7 separate regions of the Homo sapiens genome follow, and regions 1, 2, 4, 5, 6 and 7 are each linked to region 3. The links are chromatin contacts, found by Hi-C or POLR2A ChIA-PET in ENCODE. All regions are on one chromosome and are shown on one strand. The core of a region is the stretch at or near the end of the contact, and the rest is flanking DNA. Distances in the headings are between cores, read along the strand shown.

Region 1 (2,700 bases), core at 47-2,546, 7.3 Mb after region 3:
AGCCCCCCACCTCCCTATACCTCTAGCATATCCCCATTAAAGAACGCATAAGGAACACTGTGATGAGATTGTGTGCATATGATGTCTCCAAATGGAATTTTAAAATACAATGCATACTGTACTTAAATGGTTGTGAATGCATCTGAATTACACTGGTGCTGAGAAACGTAATGCATTAGTATACTTTCTGCAGGTCTTCTATTTTTTTTTTTTCTAACAGTGGTGAGTCCAGCAATAAAGAGCTTATGGTTTTAACTAGGAAGTATATATACCCACTTTCCCAATAAAGGCGCTTTAGCAGAGGACTGTTAAGTATTTACTTAACAAAAGGGCACATTGCTAGTATTCCACTGTAGGCCTGTTCTTCCCTCCCCACTCCGCAGTTCAAAACTGGCCTTGGAATGGATCTCCAAAACTGAGACGTTTTCAAAATTGAACATAGGAAAGGGCCTATTTATCAAAAAGACGGGACGTGTGGTGTGGACAACAAAATCCACCACTTCCCAGCGTGGTGCCTCAATTAAAACGCTCGTTTACAGGGTGCTTTAGCCATCTAAATTGTCGGCTGATTTTAATAATGGGTCTTTGAAGCAGTTTTTCCCCGACACTAAAACCCCACCCAGCAAAACCCCTGAAGTACAAGTAACTTGCTCTCGGTTTGCAAATGTAATTCCCTCCCCTGCACCCTGAACCCGTGGTCCTGGACCTCATCTGGGGCCCACTCCGCTCGGATGCTCAGCGCCTCAGGGGTCACCAATTTCACCACCCATCTCTAGAGAGCACCCTTGACGGCGAAGGGGAAAGGGTCAAGGCAGAAACGCAGGCCAGGCTGGCTGGGGGAGGGCAGGGCCGCCTCCCGGCCGCCGGGTGAGGTAGGGAAGGGCTCGAGCCCGAGGAAGGGAAGTAGCAGAGCCACAGAATTTCAGAGCCGGACGGAAAAGCGGGGACTGTGGCCCAAAGCCTGGGATCCGGCCCTGGCCGGGATGAGGGCCGGGGTCGGGCAGGATTTGGGGGTGATCCACGACGCCCAACACGCGGCCTCCCCTCTGTCTCCGCAGGCCCCGTGTCCCTGTCCAAGTCCAACAGCAATGCCGTCTCCGCCATCCCTATTAACAAGGACAACCTCTTCGGCGGCGTGGTGAACCCCAACGAAGTCTTCTGTTCAGTTCCGGGTCGCCTCTCGCTCCTCAGCTCCACCTCGAAGTACAAGGTCACGGTGGCGGAAGTGCAGCGGCGGCTCTCACCACCCGAGTGTCTCAACGCGTCGCTGCTGGGCGGAGTGCTCCGGAGGTGAGGCCCGGCACGGCCCCGCCCGCCCCGCCCCGCGGCCGGGGGAACCACTGCGCTTGCGCCGGGGCGGTGGCGGCGACGCAAACAGGCCTCGCGCCGCGGCCCTCCCTACGCGGGAAAGGAAAGGGGGCGGGGAGAAGAGCGTAGAGCCAAGTGGGCGGGATCTGGGGGCGGGGGAGCGGGCGATGCGGCGCGCGCCTGCGCTCTCCGCTGCTTTCCCGCGAGCGAGTTCTGGTGCGCGCTTCGTTCGCTGCCGCGCGCTCGCGGAGTCCTCCGCTCCGCCCTCCTCCTCGCGCAAGCGCAGCTCGCTCCGCCGCGGGCTCAATCCCGGCCACTGCAGCCGCGGGGCGCCGTACAGCCACCTTTTCCCTCTTCGCGCACACCTTGCAAGCCCAGGAAAAGTTCCTCTCAGGCTCCTCGCTTTGCCTTACCTCTCTGAGTAGGGTCTCCGAGGGTAACCGGTCGTGCCTTGTATAGGGTTTTAATAGAATGGCTTTTAACTAAAGGAAGAGAATGGTTGTCCTCTTGAGTCCGCACGCCATGCTTTCCGGTCGCTGTCATCTCCAGACCCCCATACTATAGGCGTTTGCATATGATGATGATTCCCAATTTACTGAGGCCCTGATGTGTGCCAGGCTGCGTGCGAGCATGTTTACGTGCATTGTGTGTAGTCACTACCAAGGAATGCATCTGTTACATACATAGCCAGGGATTCTTACCTCACCCCTGCGAGGTTTGAGTGATTCATTTAGTAGATAAGATTTTATAAGGGTCAGCAAGGTAAAGCACCTTCCCTTAGGGCAGTTTTCTCCCTGCTGTGGGCTTCCTACCCCTAGGATTCCACTGCACGTTGTGAGTTGTGGGGCTTGTGTTGAACTTACCCGGATAATGTTTCTTCTCTTCTTTAATAATACTGAGAACTTCATTGTTTTGACTGTTATTCATTTACTTATGTGTTGATAGACCCACAGTTCCTTTCTAGTGGCTATATCCCGCACAAAGCCTATAAAGATCATTTTTTGGAAGGGTTTAACATCAACCATTCTAGTCTTTTCTTCCTCCTGCACAGTCATTTTGCTTTCCCTTTGTAGTCTTTCACTGACACAGATCTTTTCCTTGCCCTCTGCTTTTTCCTTCCCTTCCCCCATCCCCAATATTGGAGACTGTTTACCTAGGGGAGTATAATCTAATCCACACAATTAAAGAGCACTTGAGTAGGGAATAAAATCTGAAATTAATTAATTTGCTGTTTTATTTAAACAATTTATCTTAACCACTTTCTGATTATGGGATTCTATTTAGACATCTGTTTAGAACTGCCTCCATTGTCTCTGAAATCAGTGAAACTTTTAGGGCTGATATCAGCTTTTGACATTTCCAGTTAGGCTGGTGACATGGCACGTAAACAGT
Region 2 (2,700 bases), core at 119-2,618, 6.5 Mb after region 3:
AACCCTGTATCTGGAAACCACTTTTGTAGGACAGCTGTTCTCTCATTCCTTTTGCTTAGATCATAAAAGTAGAGTTTTCATCCATTGGGAATTTGTGTGTTAGACGCGAAGGGAATCAGATTCTGATCCAACTTGGTCAGGAAAAAAAAAAATAAGGGCTGATTTTTCCATCCAAGTCATGTAGTCTGGTTGGAGTGCATCCCACTCAGGGACAGCTATTGTCTGGATTCACCGAGTCTCAGTCTTGCCCGGGAAAAAGGAATTTTTCGCCTCACTGCTCTGTCCGTGAGAAGAGTTGCAGAAGGTGACCATTTCTGTTTTCTGGGTGATTCTCTTTCTCTATAGAAATCCTAAAATGGAACCTTTATAGAAATTATGTTCTGTGCTTCGCTGGAGAGAGACTGGTCTTTTTAACCAGGCTCATCAAACAGTGGGCATTTTCGTTCTCCTGGATAATAAGTGTTGGTGGGTTAATGGGTCATCCTCAGGACAGAGGTCAGAAGGAAAAACACTGCAGTGTTCAAAGCTGGAGCTAGAAATGCCAGCCGTCAAAGAACACAGAACTCAGTGGACGGTGATGATGTATAGGGCGTGCACTGGCCAACCCCATCCGAGAGGTCACATCTAACCTTTATCCTCAGCAAAGCCACTGAAGGTCGCTCAATATGTGTGACCCGCAACTCTGAGGCCCTGGTGAGAAGCTGTCCAGGAAAACGCTGGTGCGTGTGCTAGAGGGTTCCTTTTCACTAAGGGAGAATTGTCTTCCAGCTCCTTGCAGACTGACATCGCAAAGTACTTTGAACGTTGAAAAGAACAAAAAAAGCAAACAGTCACACACACACAAAAAGTAGGCGGGAGGAGGGGGAAAGAAAAAGGGACAGAGAGAGAGAGAGGTATCAGCAGGGGTGGTTAGTAAAAAGGGGCCCGGAGACAGAAAACCTTTTGTTCCCGGAGTTCGTTTCATGTAGAGATTGTGAGGTGAATGGCTTTGAAACGAAATGGGTTTATGAAGGAGTTGCTAGGTCACAGGAAGCGCGACTGTCAGACTGCTTTTGTGAATTCAGTTTCTTTAAAATTTGGGTTAATCTTAAAAAGAATGTATCTCCTTTTCCTGTTCTTTCTCTTTCTGTCTTCTTTTTTGGCGGGGGCGGGAGGACAGAGTAAGGTTCAGGACGGTTCCCCACTTTCTGTTTTATTTTCCACCGTCTGATAAAGCAAAAAGAAGCGATCACATTACAAGTTCTTTGTCAGTTTTTCAGAATTAGGGGTGGGCAGGGCCTGAGCATTACCTTGTCCCACTAGCCAATGGCGGGGCGGCATGCAAATGAGGTCCGCGATCAGCCTGCCTCAGTCACAACAGTGAGCTCAGAGACTTGAGGGAGGCGCTGCGACTGACAAGCGGCTCTGCCCGGGACCTTCTCGCTTTCATCTAGCGCTGCACTCAATGGAGGGGCGGGCACCGCAGTGCTTAATGCTGTCTTAACTAGTGTAGGAAAACGGCTCAACCCACCGCTGCCGAAATGAAGTATAAGGTAAGAGAGTGCCTTTTACAGGTTACCTTGCAAGCTGAAAGCTGTGCCTGCGGGTGTGTGCTTGTGTATGCGTGTTCCTTACTGTCAGTCCCTTGTGTGTCCCGGAGAGTTCTAAGATGAGTCTCGGTCACTGAGGTTGACATGCAAGCAGACAAGCAAGCAGAGACCCGGTCTTTGAGACCCACTCCAGGGGTTCACAGTACACCCGAGTCCATCTGCTCTGAAAGTTGCCGGGGAAATACCTCGGTGAGAAGTTAAGACTTGGAGCCGCTTCACAGCAGCCACTGGAGATCAGAGGGTGTCTGACTTGAATCGCGGCAGGCATTGGCTCAAGTCTCCTTGGCTTCCCCAGGCCTGGCTTCCACTGCCCTGGGGAACTGTAATGAGAGGAATGAGGACTGCATAGTCTGTCTCAGACTGGCTCTTAGTGCAAAGTTTTCCAGACTTTGCTTTAATCGTTTGGTCTCGGAAGGAGTATGCCATATGCACTTTTGGTGGGAGAAATTAAAAGCCCAGATTACACAGCTGAGGATGGAAAATTTTGACATCCTTATGTTATATTGGATGTAGGAATAAATAAGTATGAGCCATTTCTTGAAAACATTTTTATTGGAGTTTGAATGGGGTGAGAGTGCGAAGGCTCAGGCTGGCTCATTGTGCCTGAAAGCTTACAGAGTGTCATAGTCATAGTACTTCAGCAGCATTATTTTCCAATGCATTTTACACCATTGTTTGTGGATTTTTCTTGCCAAAAGGATTTTTGACTTGCTCCGTATATTCCCCCCTCCCCTTTTTCTTTTAAGTCACTCCCATCTAAGGAGGCAAGCAGCTTCCAGGGGACACAAAGAAAGCAGACTGCAATGAATTGGACATGAATTTTTCTTGAATGATGAATAGACATGAGTGCTAGTGCTACTATTTTATTTTATGCTATTTTAAACAAAAGTGTTATTATTAAGATGGATTTGGGCAAGGGTGCTAGGCTTGTGGATTGACAATTTATATTAACTGTACACTAGCTGGAAGCTACTTCGCTTTTTTTCTAAATTTTTCTGGTCCATCCTTTTTTGATGTAAGGTTGTAAATACTTGGTCTAACTGATAGCCACTGACTAGCCTCAGTAATAAAGCTTTTGTTCAAAAACTATGAATCTTATTCAAAAGCTTTA
Region 3 (2,700 bases), core at 68-2,567:
TTGGGAGGCCAAGGCGGGTGGATCACTTGAGGTCAGGAGTTCAAGGCCAGCCTGGCCAACATGGCGAAACCCCATCTCTACTAAAAATACACAAATCAGCTGGGCGTGGTGGTGCACGCCTGTAGTCCCAGCTACTTAGGAAGCCGAGGCAGGAGAATAGCTTGAACCTGGGAGGCAAAGGGTGCAGTGAGCCAAGATCGCGCCACTGCACTCCAGCCTGGGCGACAGGGCAAGACTCTGTCTCTCAGAAAAAAAGAAAGAAAGAAAGAAAGAAAAAAAAAGATTTATAGTAAGTCTAAGATTTTTCACAACATATTTTTCCTCCCTAATCATTTGGCTATTTGTCTTTAGCTCTTACAGAAAAGTTGGGTTATAGTCCTGGCTTTGATTACCCATCTCAGTGTCATTGATTGTGCCACCTAAATTTCTCTGGACATCTTGTCTGGTTGGTTGAATGAGAGGGTTGGACTATGTGATCACCAGGACCTTTCTAATCGTCAACTCCTAGAATATACATTTTGTGGATTCAGTCTTTGAGTCTAGCTCACTTACTCAGTTTCCTAAATATTTGGAGCAAATATAGTATACTTTTATTGTTAAGGATATATCACTTACCCCTAATGTTAGCTGACTGCATGGGTTATAATTGTAATCATTCATCGCATTTTTCGTCTATTAGCAAATATACATGCTCTCCATAGATGATCACGTCTGCTCCTCACAACAGCTTTATAAGGTGGATTTTAAAGCTCCCATTTTATGGAGGAGGAAGCTAAGGCTCAGACGGTTTTGATTCATCCAAGGTCAAATAGGTTGGGTGGCAGAACCAGAATTCCAGCCCCGTGTGTCTGCAACAAAACCTTTATATGTTTAAAGAAACATTAATGAAGCCGTATATATTTTCTAATTCTAAGGATCATGGACTTTATTTTTCAACCACAGATTTTTTTTTCCTCCTTCTTAAATCATTAGCTCTTGTCTTTGATTTTACTGTCTGCTTACTTCCTGCCTACTTAACCAACCGACAGGGAGAAGGAGAATGGGAAGAGGTTACTGTTTTTATGTTAAGTGTCTTTTCAAAGTCTAATTTACAGCCAAGAACAGCAAAAGTACCCCTTGGCTTTGTGCCTCTGCGGCGCCCCGGAGATCTCCTTCCCCGTCCCTCTTCCTTTCCGAGAAGCCGCGTTCCGTTGTTGAACTACGTTTCCCAGCGTGCCGCGCGGCCGAGAGCGTGGACTCGACCAGCCCTTCCTCTTTGCCTATCAGCTCGTCGCAGCATGATGATGCAAATGCGTCGGGCGCCGATGAGTGACGACATTCTGGCTCGCGACCGCGGCAGCCGCCTTAGCAGGGGTAATAGGCGCAACGGCGGCGGAGGCTGCAGGGACGACGACGACGACGGCGGCGGGGCGGGCGCTGTGCGCACAGGGGAGGGGTAGGCGGGCGTCGCCAGCGGCTTCAACTGCGGCAGCTACGGCTAGGGCGACGGAAGAACTCCCACCAGTCGGCGGTCGAGTTAGGCCTCAGCACCGCGGGGAACTGTTCGTGCTGTCCTCTGCGGGAGATCTCCATAGAGACCGTGACACACACAGAGGCGGGGGTCCGCAGAGGCGGCCGGACCGGAGCCTCCTCGGCCTCTGCGGCCGCCACCCCCTTCCCCGCTGCCAGCACTCACCCTCTCTCCGCTCCTGCTCGCAACCTCGCGGTTCCTGGGGTGCTTGTGCCCACTGTGTGGACAGCGCGGGCGGACTTTTGGGCCGGGGCCGGGCGGCGGGGGAGGCTCTCTAAGGCCTCCGCCTCTGCCTCTCCCGCCCCCTTACCCGCCCCGGAGCGGGAAGCGGCGGAGGCTCCGCCATGGCCTCGGGAGCCGGAGGAGTCGGAGGGGGCGGTGGCGGCAAGATCCGGACGCGGCGTTGCCACCAGGGGCCAATTAAGCCTTACCAGCAGGGGCGACAACAGCATCAGGTATGGGACCCCGACGCCGCGGTGGCCTGGCGGGTGGGGAAACTCGGCTGGAGGGGACGGGCGGTTCGAGGCCCCGGCGCCCCACGTGGAGCAGACAGGAGGGCCTGAGGAAAGGCCCGAGTGAGGCTCCGGGGGAGCTCAGGCCGTTGGGGGTGGCGACGGGAAGTGGGCTGAGACAGGCCCAGCCTTGCGGCGCACACGTGTGGTTTGGGCCGCCTTTCCCCCAACTCTCTGGGTCAGGGGCTTTCCCAGGCAGGCTCTGGGCGGGAAAAGAAATTGTAGGCCCATGATGCGCGCGTTTCTTTATTTTTTGGCGGGGATTTGGAATTTGAGGGTATTACTCATGTTCTCTCGAGGGAGAAAGGAAAAGATGTGGTTGATGGCCCTTATACTTGCTGTTTTCTGGTGTCCCTTCTTTAGTGTGTTTGAGGAGGGGGGGCTGCCCCTTGGAATCTTAACTCTGGGGCAGACGGGGAGTTGTGGGGGGCGCTGTTACATGGAAAGTGGAATAACTTAGTCTCAGCCTATGAGTTAATTCTCGGTTTCCCCTGCCTGTGGCCCTCCTCGTCTTGAGAGCATTGGCTTAGATTTTATTAACCAGGTTATAGTTAACCGTGGCACTGGGGCATTTTGAAAGTCCCTCTCCACCCTTACGTCTTTTCTCTGCTGCGCGACTCCCCTCCCCCCCCCCAACACCGCCACCCCCGCCTTTATTTTGGAGGCTGGAATTGGCCA
Region 4 (2,700 bases), core at 24-2,523, 6.9 Mb after region 3:
CACTGAGCCCCGTCTGTTTTTAAATGTTTATTTCAATAGCTCTTGGGGTACAAGTGGTTTTTTGTTACATAGATGAATTATATAGTGGTGAATTCTGAGATTTTAGTGCACCCATCATCTGAGTAGTGTATATGGTACCTAGTGCATAGTTTTTTTTATCCCTAGGCTCTCTCCCATCCTCCCCTTTCTGAGTCTCCAAAGTCCATTATTTCACTGTGTATGCCTTTGCATACTCATAGCTTGGCTTTTGCTTATAAGTGAGAACATACAGTTTTTGGTTTTCCACGCCTGTATTACTTTGCGTAGAATAAGGACCTCCCACTCTTCCAAGTTGTTGCAAAAGACATTATTTCATTCTTTTTTTGTGACTGAGTAGCAGCCTATGGTGTATATATACCACATTTTCTTTATCCACTCATTAGTCAATGGGCACTTAGATTGGTTCCACATCTTTGCAATTGTGAATTGTGCTGCCATAAACATACGCGTGAAAGCCTACTTCACTTTAAGCTGTGAGGGCCACAGGCATGTCTGTCGTGTCTACCTTGGCGCTATTCTTGGTCCCAAGCCCACATCCTGACACCTAATAATTACTAACTTGCCGCACCACTGCTTCATCACTTATGTTTCTGTTTCGTAGACCCTTTTTGCCAGCCAATCTGAACTATTTGCAGTAACACAAGTGTGCCTTCCTCTCTAAATTCTAGACTAGTTACAATTTACCCATTTATTCACACATTCAGTCATTTTTCTTGGAATTACCACTATCTAACTCTGTGGCTGATACTAGGCAGGTTCTCTGAATGAATAAATGGAAACAAACTTAGAAGGGCAGCTCAAGAGGTAATACATACCCAAGGAATTGACCAATTTAAGGAACTGCATACAAGAACAGTTTTTCCCCAGGCACAAGTAAACAAGTGCAAGTATGAGGCAAACAGACTTCCTTCTCTTGCTCTGCCCGGTCTGGGAACCATATTTTAATTAATCAAGACTTTGTAGAATGAATCGGAACAAAACCAAAACAAAATAAAGGGCAAACAAACCAACTTCTGACAAAGACCTGACTGAAAAGGTAATCAACTCCCCTAAACCCCAAGTCTAAATGGCACACTTGCTGCAGCTCAGCCGACAGTCCCCCGGCTCCATGAAGCCCCGCCCCGGGGAAGGCGGGGCCTGCGGGAATTGGCGGGGATTTCCCGCGAGGCCACGCCCTCTCTGGGCCGGCCGTAGGCCCGCCTGCTGCCCCCGCCGTTTCCTAGGAGATGAAACACACAAGACGCCGGAGCTTCACAAGGGAGCGAACGAGGTAAGCAGCAGGCGCGGACAGGTAATCCCCAGCGGGCTGCAGGGCCACCACCCTCTGTCCGACCCAGCCGGAGCCCGACCTGCGAGGCTGGCCGGGCATGTCCCCTCGGCGCCCTGTGCTACCAGGGCCAATCTCCGCCCGGAGACCGGTCCCTGACGCCGGTAGGGGAAGGACTGGAGGGAGGAGGGTCCCCGGAGGGGCGGAGCGGGCGGGAGTGGTCAGCCCGAGGGAAGGCGGTCGGTGTCTCCCAGACCTCTTGACCACTTTCCCGCCTCCTGGACCGCGGGGGCCGGCCTGGCGTGGGAGGATGACGGCCGGGCGTCCCTTAGCCTGAGACCCCCGCCCCTAAACTCTCCTCCGGGATCTCCCACCTCTGCTCCCCTGCTGCTTGGGCTGGCGGTGGAAACTGTTTTTAGGACAGAGAGGCAGGATTGGGTCTCAGGGAGGCAGCGGAACTGAGTTCAGAACTGTTGCAAAATCTAAAAGGAGGGAGAAAAACAGGAATTAGGTCCGACTCCAGCCCTCGCTGGTGCATCCCAAAGGACGCTCAGGTGAAAGTGGAATTCCGCACACCCCCGTCCCCCCCAACGGCGCCGGACTCCCGGCGCCCGGGGACGCCCCCTCCTTCCACCACGCGGTCCCTGGAGCCTTTTAAGAGCCCTGGTTTGCAGAGTCGGATCAGAAAGTGTGTGACGAAAACTGTCCCTTTTCTGCAAGTAATCCGTTTTAATTTAGGGACAGGTCGAGAGTGCGGTGTCGAGAGCAATAAAACTGGTTTTTAGTGGTTAGTAATCTCAATCCTACAAGGAAAGAGCTGTATGCAAATGTGGTTAGATAATCGTTTAAAAGAAACAGACATTTGTTCTAATGATAACGGAATTCTCAAAGAGGGAAGCCAAAGTTATCTGACTTTATTTATTCAGAAACACAACCCATTAAGTGAAATAATGGTGAAAACAAAAGTGACTTTCCAGCTTTTCGATCGGGCCCCGCCTCCCCGGCCCTTCAATTCCCGAGGCTTGACCGGGAGGGAGAAAGTTCCCCCAACCGCGCCACCGCCTGCTTCCACTGCAGGCACCGGGCAGGACGTTTAATCTCTTCGTCGGGGTGGACTTTTTTTGTGTATAAGCTTTGAAATAATTTGTGAATATGAGCACAGAGAACTGTGCTTTTATATTTTAAGATACAGTCTTTGTTTTCCCATTGTAATAGCTCATTTAATTTCTGTAAAACTTCGACTTGGTTAGTTTGGGATCTTTTTTTCCTGCGTTGCTTTTTAAAGAGTTTGGTGACTTTTAAAACGTTAATTACTCTTTTGTTGTGTATTAGAAGCGTTAAGCCAGCCTCGGAGTGACATAATATGTTCTAGAAAGCCACGTTGAAGACATCCA
Region 5 (2,700 bases), core at 166-2,665, 7.2 Mb after region 3:
CTCTATCGCTCAGAAAGTCCTTGATAGGATTTTGAAGTTACAGGAACCAAAAATTACTGCCATAGGTAGAATACTTCCACAAGGGAGACCTCAAGCTTCTGATCACTAAGAATAATTACATGAAAGAATATAGCCTCCCTTCTTCCGATAATTGCAATATGCTGTTCAATCAGAACAGAGTGCAAAGAAACAGATCCTTTACGCTGTAGGGTCCCCAGGGCCTGGGATTACAGTCTCCCTATTTCTTCTGGAAAACCACAGCCTACAGGTAACTACCCTCTATTTGGCCAATCTACTACCAGGTGCAGAAAGACTATTTACAAGTGACGACTCTCAAAGGCCTACATTTAAAAATAAGGAAAACAGAAAAGTAGCTTTGAGTTTGGCAAAACCTGAATTTACTTAGTAGACCTGTCTTTAATATCAGAAGATGGGTTTTCATAGAATGGCAATATGGATCTACTACTTTTCTACATGGCCCAGAGCTTCATTTTCAATTTTACCTATTATCAAATGAGGTTCATACCTCACAGGAATGTTCATACCTCACAGCAACTAATTAAATAAAATACATTTCAGGCTGTGGACGGTGGCTCACGCCTGTAATCCCAGCACTTCAGGAGGCTGAGGCAGGTGGATCACATGGAGTCAGGAGTTTGAGACCAGCCTGGCCAACATGATGAAACCCCATCTCTACTAAAGATACAAAAATTAGCCGGGCTTGGTTGTGCATGCCTGTAGTCCCAGCTACTCAGGAGGCTGAGGCAGGACCCAGGAGGTGGGGGTTGCAGTAAGCTGAGATCGCACCACCGTACTCTCGCCTGGGTGACAGAGTGAGACTATGTCTGGAAAAAAAAAAAAAAATTTAAATGCCAGACAGTACCAAGTACCTTATCAAATTCTGGAAACATTTTCCCTTGCCTGAAGGAACTGAGAAACATAAACCATTAAGTCTGAAGTGAACGTTGTTCTTTCCTACAAAGTTAAAAGTTGTAACTGAGATACAGAAGGATACTAATGATTTAGAGACAGATGGAAAACCCTCGTGCCCAGTAGGCCCATCATGTAATGAAACAACATACAAACATGCTATTCTTTGAAAAAAAAAAAACCTTTGAAAACAGAAATCTCATGACCAAATGACTCATTCAACATTTTTTGGTGTACTTACTTTATGCCCGGCACTGTGCTAGGTTCTGGAAATATAAAACATCCACGCAGCCCATTTGAGTACCAGCCTATTGGACCTTAAACTGCTGTCAGCGATTTAACAGAGGTAACACGAGAAGACCAGCTCCCCGCAGTTTCCTCCCTCCACCAGTTTCCCAGCACGCTGACCTCCACCTACCTCTCTCAGTTCCCAGGAGGGTAAGATTGCCCAGAGGCGTCCAGCAGTGAACACAGTAAGCCTGTTTAAGGTAAACGCAGTTTAACCCTAGCGTTTTAAGTGGAATAACAGAGGCTGGAATGTGAAAGTGGGAAGGTCTGTTTGCTTTCAGTCCCACCCCCAAGGCCTGCCCTAAGAGTCTGAGACAGGAGAACACACGTCTACAGAGAGCCTGCCTAGAGTCTGGATTTTTTAAGCTGCTGGATACCAGGTGCTACCTGACACCAGCTCATCCCCTGCCTCTAGAGTCCTGGAGGGCTTTGAGTTGATCACTTTCCACTCCAGGAATGTTATAAGAAACCGCTCAGAAAGGTAACTGCCCTGGGTGTAACTGGGTTTTTCATGAGGACACTCCAAGATAGACCTCAGGATAATTATTTGGGTGTTTTCCTAAGACTACCCTCCATTTTGCCCCCTTAGAGGCTGCTTTTTCAAGAGGGGAAGTTTTGGATTCCCTCACAGACCCCTCGTGTTTAAGGTTCCACTCTTATGTTTAGTTATTGGTAGGAAATCTTATAGTCTCTGCCCCAGGGTAACCTCTAACAGATTTAGATATGTGTTCTGCTCAAATGCTACCCACACTGGGGAAGGGGAATCCTAAGGTGGCAGCAGAATTTAGTAGAAAATGCCCTGGGCATTTTCAGAAGGCAAGTTCTCTCCTCTCTAATGCAAGCTGTATATCTTGAGCAAGTCACTTCCTCTCTCTGAACCTCTGGCTTTTCCTAGGCCAGGCAAACGGGCTCTTTACATACCCTTTCAGGAATGAACTGATTCCTGTCCCAGGAAACAAGCTAGTCATACCGTGCATTTAGCCATATCCCTCTCTTCTGCCAAACACTTTGCAGTCAGAAGCAGCTTATAAAATTCAGTGGGGATAAAGCAGGGTATGGTGGTGTGCACCTGCAGTTTCAGCTACTAGGGAGGCTGAGGCGGGAGGGTTGTTTGAGCCCAGGAATTCTGAGACCAGCCTGGGCAACATAGTGAGACATCAACTTAAAAAAAAAAAAAAAAAAAGAAAAAATCCAACTGAGTTAAAAAAAATTTTTTTCCAGTCATAAAGCCAGGATAAACTGAAGAAATAGCAAATCAACTTTTTTTTTTTTTTTTTTTTTTTGTGACAGAGCCTTGCTCTGTCACCCAGTGCAGTGTCACAATCTCAGCTCACTGCACCCTCTGCCTCCCAGGTTCAAGCAATTCTCCTGCCTCAGCCTCCTGAGTAGCTGGGACTACAGGCATCCACCACTATGCCCGGGTAATTTTTGTATTTTTAGTACAGAAAGGGTTTCACCATGTTGACCAGGATGATCTTGAAC
Region 6 (2,700 bases), core at 62-2,561, 7.0 Mb before region 3:
GCCGCCCAGGGCGCCGAGCCAGACTATGGGTCCCAGGTGGGGGCTGAGCGGCGGCAGCAGCGCGGGCGGTCCAGTCACGGTGCGCACTGCAGCGGGGATGGAGGGGCTCAGTTGGCTGGTGGTTTTCTCTTGACATGGCTCCTGCCCGTGCTACCAGCAGCGCCCCCGCCGCCGCCGCCTCTTCCGCCGCCGCCACCGCTCCGCCCGCAGGCTGCGGCTAGAGGGCCCAAACCCCGCCCTAGAGTCGGTCCGTGAGTCCCGGGCTCCGCGGGGACAGGGAGGGGATTTCCCCGTCACCCACCCCGCCCTAGCTGCCTCAATTCCACCCCCTGCCCCTCGGGAAACAACTAACGACCCCACCCTAAACAATCCAAACTCTGGAAACATGGTCTGTTCAACGTGAGAGAGAGCTAATCCGGGAACTTAATTTTTTGGGGGGAGGGTGGGTGGGCTTACTTTAGAAGTAATATTAACACAATTATTTTCTTTTTTTCCCCCACTGAACCTTCCCATTTACCCTCTCCCGCCCACTCCACCCGGGCGGGAATTGTTTCCACGATGAAATGAGTGAAAACCTGAGTGATCCTGTGTCTCCCGTGGTGCGAGTGAGTCGCTGCCGCTGAAGGCAAGGGGTGGGGGTGGGACCTGCGGGGGTGGAAGGCAGGTGGTCTCCGGGCACCGCCTGGGATTTGGGAGAAGAACCCGCCACCTTTGCCTCGGCAATGCTCACAAGAAGATAAATCGCACTCCCCACCATTTTGAACGGGGGCAGATCCACAGGGAAGTCTCCCTTGGGGAATGTAGGACTAGTTGCAGGCTGGGGGTGTTGGGAACCCGGGCATTAATCAGGTCTAACCACAGAGCCGGAATAATTAATACCGTATTATATACCCCTTTTCCTTCTGCCGTCATGATTCTCCTTGGCAGCAGCGTTAGCAGCCGCCTGAGGGTGAAAATGTGGGTGATGGGGAAGTTGGTAATGACTCCGCTGTTTTTTCTCATGGCTCCTTTGGGCCACAGCTGCCCGCCCCCGGTATACACTGTAGTTGATTGCAGGGAAACCCTGTACCTCTCCCTTTCCTTCTCTACCGATTTTGCACTTTTCTCTATGCTCACCACCAAGTGTAATCAATAACAAGCACTGACAATACATAGCAATAGTGAAATCTGAAATAACTAAGAATTAGGTACTACAGCCATGGAGCTGGCTGGGTAAAATCTAATTGGATATTTCAGTTTCATTCACCTACCCTGTTTTGGTGTTTGGTTTTGGTTTTGGTTTTGGTGAGTTTTTTTTTTTTTTTTTTTTGGAAAGCAAGGATCACACTTCCCCCTCCCTGTTCCTTAATCCCTTTTCTAAAAAGGGGGGAAAATCCGGATGGATTTTAGGGATTGGTCTGGTGTCAGCTGTGTTTTATTGCACACCTAAATCCTGATTATAGGCTTTTCATTTCTCCGCAAAGCCTTTATTTTGGCAGTTAAGCCAAATGTGTTTTCCAGAAAGTTAGTTATTTTCTCCTCTTTCTTTCCTTTCTTTCCTCCCTTTTTCCCGTCTGACCCCAAACGTTATTGTCCAAACATGACTGGACAGCAGCTTTTGTTTCTTGACCCTGTAATATGACAGTCTGCTAATATTGACAGAAGGTGCAGTTTTTGGGTTATAGTCGTGATTTTCGCTAATCAATCATATTAGCAGGAAAAAAAATGACTTGTTTCTGTTGTACTTGAGTCTTAAGAAAAAGTGCCCATAGTTTAGTGACAATTTCCAAAGGCTTTAGTACCACCTGTATTTCAAAATGGGGGACCCAAACTCCCGGAAGAAACAAGCTCTGAACAGACTACGTGCTCAGCTTAGAAAGAAAAAAGAATCTCTAGCTGACCAGTTTGACTTCAAGATGTATATTGCCTTTGTATTCAAGGAGAAGGTAATTTAAAGTTCTTAATGGTGAATTAGCACAAGTAATTTTTGTAAGTGTATATTATTTGTTACTCTTAAATTATTATGAATATTAGGTTAAAGAGTGGTTGAAAAAAAGTCTGCTTTGTATGCTCTGTTTTTTCACCCTTAGGGGTGATTCTGTGAATTGAGCAGTTGCAGCATGCGAAAAGACCCTTGAGCGTTCTTTGGTTTGGAAATAAATTTGAGTCTGAAGCTTAGTAGTAGTATACACTGAGTTGACATGGGGTGGGCAAGATTACAAAATTTTATATGGAGTTAACATGGGAAACCTTATGATGGAATTTAAAGATTATCTAATGTAGAGTATAAATAAGATGGTTGAAAGTGTGAAATTGTAATCAGACTGTTTATATGCTAAAGTTTATCCTGTTTCTTAAACTGCGTAATGTAGGTAACCTTTTCTCTTACATTTAATGAAGTAGAATACACCTTTTAGGAGCAATTAAATACTGAAATGGTTAATTTGTGTTTAGAAGTGTGATTTTCTTTTTTACTTAGAGTTCATTTTGCCTTGTATAGAAGTACAGTTTTTAAAAACTCAAAATGACCTAGAGGAAGTTTCATTTTTAGGGGCGGTGGAGGTCTTAATCAGAATTAGTTCCGCAGTTAAATAGCAAACAGTAAGTTGTGAGTAGTCAAGGATGGGATGATAAGAGCAGTATTTTTTGCAACTTAAAATGAACATTTTCTTAAATTATCAGCAAGGCTTATTTGACCAAAGATGAGGTTATGAATGTAAG
Region 7 (2,700 bases), core at 200-2,699, 6.6 Mb after region 3:
CGTCACTAAGTATTAATTTGTACATTTATCGTGTAATGAACAAGCCCTATAGTATCTGTATGAATTCTGACCCATTATTACATCAACCTGAACCCATACTTCAGTCTTATAAATATGTGTAAACTCACTGACACGTGTTCTACGTACTTTTTAGATTTTCACAATTGCTTAGCCACTTTGCTAAGAGACCTGTGGTTATCAGCTACTATACATGTACAAAGAAATCAAAAAGATCTAAAATTGGGCTACCATTATTTGAAGAAAAAAGTTGAACGTCCTCTCATTCCAAGAAGGAAAATACGCACAGCATTCGAAATAGCACCATTATTATAGAACTGAGAGTTAGGTTACCCGACCCTGCAAGTTTAATATAGCCGGTGTTTCTAAGCTCTGCCTGGTCTCCACATCTCTGCTTGGAATTGAGTTTAAGGCTGAACTCTAAGTAAACAATTTCACGCGTGCTGAAAACCCAACTCTACCCCACTCGCTGATGAAACGAAGGTGACACCTCTCATTATTAAGGTCAGAATCTGTGCAAATGAAAAAGGACCAATCAATCACTTCACCTTCGAATGCAGGCCAAGGTTACAATCTGGGCAGCCTGTGGTGAGAATGAAAGAGCAGACGCTGCCGGTGAAGCAAGGCTGAGTTTCACTCAGAGGCAGGAAGCCCTGGAGCCTGTCCTTTCCCTCCCCAGGATGCCCGAGGGCCGGCCATGAGTAAAGGGCCCACCTCTGCGCTCAGCCCTAGAGGCTAAGGGACAACAGTTGATTTTAAGACAATTGTCCGTCCACGCCCTTTTGTTTTTTTCAAAAAAACAAACAACAAAAAAAACCCCAGCAGATCAGCGACCCGGCGTGTGGAACTGCCTCGCGGCTACCGCCCCCACTCACCGCACACCATCAGCAGCAGGACGATCAGCAGCGTGGCCACGAACACAAGCAGAGTCAGCCCGACGCTGTGCCACATCTTGGGGGCAGAAGGGCAGTCGGCTCGGGGCGGCTGGCGCGGACGGCGGTGAGCGCGGGCGGCGGCGCGTCCTGCGCTTCAGCGGCGGGCGCCAGGCGCGGCTGGGCGCCGGGGCGGCATGGGCGGCTGGCGCCCCCTCGGCAGCGCCCCCAGGGGGTGGGGCGGCGCAAAGGCGGGCACTGTGGGACCGCCCGCCCGCCCGATCCTTTTCCCGCCGGGGTGGCCAGAGCGCGGGAGGCAGGCGGGCCTCAGGGCGCCTCTAGTCCCTCATCGCCCCGGAGAGCCGAGGCCGCGGCACCCAGAGACCCCAGCGGTCGGATGCGCTTCCATGGCGGACGCCGCGCGCCTGTAGGGAGGACAGAGGGTAAGCACGGGTACACACGGCGGCCACAAGGCCCTCGTCGCTGTCCACCCGTGTCTCTGAGACCCCAGGGATGCCAGATGTCAGCGTCGCCCGGCCGCGGCTGTAGCGGCTTCTCCGCCCCAGGCCCCCTACCGCTGGGGCAGCTCATCACCAAGCTCGCCTCCTCCGCGGCGCGGGGTCGGCTGGGAGATGGAGTGCAGAGCCTGGTGGAGTCGGGACGGCGTTGTCTCGCAGGGACTACAACTCCCAGAATGCACCGCCACTCGGGCTTCGCTGCTTTCATTCTCGGGCGGCTCTGCCTTTGGTCTTGCTCAAGTCGCCTCAGTCGGACGACCGTGGGCTGGCCTTCTCCAAAGCCGCGGATCTGGCTGCCCGTCCTGCTGAGGCGCCAGTGAGATTTCAACCATTACTCCGTATACAAAGTCGTTTTGTTTCTAGCCGTAATCGATGAAGTACGGCGAGAGAGGAAAGAGGAGGCGGCTGCCTGAAAAACTGGTTGCTCGTGCACCTAGCCCTGTTGCCGGGGGCGAAGGTTGGCTATTTGGGACTTGGAGGAAGAACTCAGGTCCCTGCCGCAGACGCGGGTCAGGACACGAAATCTCATTTTCCCCCTGCAACAGATGTTATGTTCTATCTTTTCGTAAGTAAAGCATTTCAGAAATGGCCCGCGGGTGACTTAAGGACAGCTGCACTGCCCTCAAATCACCTGCCTGAGTTGTAAGTTAGACCCAGCTGCCTCCTTGAGACCAAGCTTGGAGATTTTGCCGCACTGGCTTACACCTCTACGAAACAAGACACTGTAGTAATCTCAACTACTGTATCTCCACCCAAAATTGAAACTCCCCACTTCCGCCAGATTACATTCATTTGTTAAAGAGGTGCCCCCAGAAGAATAGAGGGTAAATGTGTCCCTCTTTTAGAAGGAATCAGAGCCTTCGAGTTTTCCTGTGATTCTTTTGCTCCCTGAGATACCTTTTTACTCTTCTAAAAATTACAGTTTCCTGTCTTCTGTCTCCAAAAACAAACACAAAAGTTCTAAGCAGCAATCCCTTGATTTAATAAATGTATCCTGCCATACCCAGCTGCCCTACTATGTGAACTGTATTCCCTAAGAAGCAACATTAGGAACAAATACCATGTATAAAAATACATTAAAGGATAATTACTTGCTTTGCAACAGATTTAATATAGATTCCTGTGAAGAGAATGAACCCAGTGCAATTAAGATATATTTACAAAAAATCAGTGTGTGCTTTTTTCATGGGTGGTTCAATTATGTTGCATAATTAAAACACATTTTATTAAAAGCCAGTTGAAAATACGCGTCAGGGCTAGGCGAGGTGGCTCACGCCTGTAATCCCAGCACT

Evidence for each region. A loop is a pair of places that touch in the nucleus more often than their neighbours do. ChIA-PET counts read pairs that join two places held with the same protein, here RNA polymerase II (POLR2A). Pooled maps may share reads with other maps.
Region 1: a map of OCI-LY7 shows a loop between it and region 3 (9-fold over the local background). The contact joins the promoter of TFAP2A-AS2 here to the promoter of NUP153 in region 3. A Hi-C loop is called at or near these places in 1 of 168 maps with a recorded cell type or tissue (OCI-LY7), 2 of 37 single-sample maps with no recorded cell type and 8 of 50 pooled maps.
Region 2: a loop to region 3 is called in a map of ascending aorta, with 21 times the contacts of the local background. The contact joins the promoter of NEDD9 here to the promoter of NUP153 in region 3. A Hi-C loop is called at or near these places in 2 of 168 maps with a recorded cell type or tissue (ascending aorta and naive thymus-derived CD4-positive, alpha-beta T cell), 1 of 37 single-sample maps with no recorded cell type and 7 of 50 pooled maps.
Region 4: a loop to region 3 is called in a map of B cell, with 9 times the contacts of the local background. The contact joins the promoter of MAK here to the promoter of NUP153 in region 3. A Hi-C loop is called at or near these places in 1 of 168 maps with a recorded cell type or tissue (B cell), 1 of 37 single-sample maps with no recorded cell type and 6 of 50 pooled maps. POLR2A ChIA-PET finds 5 or more read pairs at or near these places in 1 of 52 experiments (T-cell).
Region 5: a pooled map shows a loop between it and region 3 (5-fold over the local background). The contact joins the promoter of GCNT2 here to the promoter of NUP153 in region 3. A Hi-C loop is called at or near these places in 10 of 37 single-sample maps with no recorded cell type and 9 of 50 pooled maps. POLR2A ChIA-PET finds 5 or more read pairs at or near these places in 1 of 52 experiments (activated CD4-positive, alpha-beta T cell).
Region 6: a loop to region 3 is called in a map of naive thymus-derived CD4-positive, alpha-beta T cell, with 17 times the contacts of the local background. The contact joins the promoter of C6orf62 here to the promoter of NUP153 in region 3. A Hi-C loop is called at or near these places in 1 of 168 maps with a recorded cell type or tissue (naive thymus-derived CD4-positive, alpha-beta T cell) and 6 of 50 pooled maps. POLR2A ChIA-PET finds 5 or more read pairs at or near these places in 1 of 52 experiments (activated CD4-positive, alpha-beta T cell).
Region 7: a map of CD8-positive, alpha-beta T cell shows a loop between it and region 3 (8-fold over the local background). The contact joins the promoter of SMIM13 here to the promoter of NUP153 in region 3. A Hi-C loop is called at or near these places in 4 of 168 maps with a recorded cell type or tissue (CD4-positive, alpha-beta T cell, CD4-positive, alpha-beta memory T cell and CD8-positive, alpha-beta T cell), 1 of 37 single-sample maps with no recorded cell type and 11 of 50 pooled maps.

The regions. Positions count from the first base shown.
Region 1 is chr6:10,403,098-10,405,797 of GRCh38, reverse strand. TFAP2A-AS2 (TFAP2A antisense RNA 2) reads right to left here and starts at 1,296. Exons shown (of 1, transcript NR_145448.1): 1 at 1-1,296. TFAP2A (transcription factor AP-2 alpha) reads left to right here. Exons shown (of 7, transcript NM_001372066.1): 4 at 1,059-1,290. RefSeq lists enhancers at 1,015-1,124, 935-1,552, 1,348-1,642, 1,555-2,700 and a silencer at 1,255-1,634.
Region 2 is chr6:11,231,336-11,234,035 of GRCh38, reverse strand. NEDD9 (neural precursor cell expressed, developmentally down-regulated 9) reads left to right here and starts at 1,368. Exons shown (of 7, transcript NM_006403.4): 1 at 1,368-1,532. The coding sequence starts at 1,521. RefSeq lists silencers at 1,281-1,330, 1,811-1,860.
Region 3 is chr6:17,705,542-17,708,241 of GRCh38, reverse strand. It overlaps NUP153 (nucleoporin 153), which reads left to right and starts at 1,317. Exons shown (of 22, transcript NM_005124.4): 1 at 1,317-1,965. The coding sequence starts at 1,855. It overlaps NUP153-AS1 (NUP153 antisense RNA 1), which reads right to left and starts at 1,199. Exons shown (of 3, transcript NR_134618.1): 1 at 1,114-1,199; 2 at 616-848. RefSeq lists enhancers at 1,126-1,395, 1,205-1,899 and a silencer at 1,486-1,995.
Region 4 is chr6:10,837,112-10,839,811 of GRCh38, reverse strand. MAK (male germ cell associated kinase) reads left to right here and starts at 1,273. Exons shown (of 15, transcript NM_001242957.3): 1 at 1,273-1,309. RefSeq lists enhancers at 591-750, 801-860 and a silencer at 1,081-1,210.
Region 5 is chr6:10,520,066-10,522,765 of GRCh38, reverse strand. It overlaps GCNT2 (glucosaminyl (N-acetyl) transferase 2 (I blood group)), which reads right to left and starts at 1,415. Exons shown (of 5, transcript NM_145649.5): 1 at 1,349-1,415. LOC101928146 (a long non-coding RNA gene) reads left to right here and starts at 1,360. Exons shown (of 3, transcript XR_001743961.2): 1 at 1,360-1,418. RefSeq lists an enhancer at 1,069-1,128.
Region 6 is chr6:24,717,765-24,720,464 of GRCh38, reverse strand. C6orf62 (chromosome 6 open reading frame 62) reads left to right here and starts at 1,311. Exons shown (of 5, transcript NM_030939.5): 1 at 1,311-1,925. The coding sequence starts at 1,797. RefSeq lists a silencer at 98-267 and an enhancer at 1-630.
Region 7 is chr6:11,092,583-11,095,282 of GRCh38, reverse strand. It overlaps SMIM13 (small integral membrane protein 13), which reads right to left and starts at 1,449. Exons shown (of 2, transcript NM_001135575.2): 1 at 894-1,449. The coding sequence starts at 969. RefSeq lists enhancers at 760-879, 760-1,301, 1,550-1,759, 1,302-1,842 and a silencer at 980-1,289.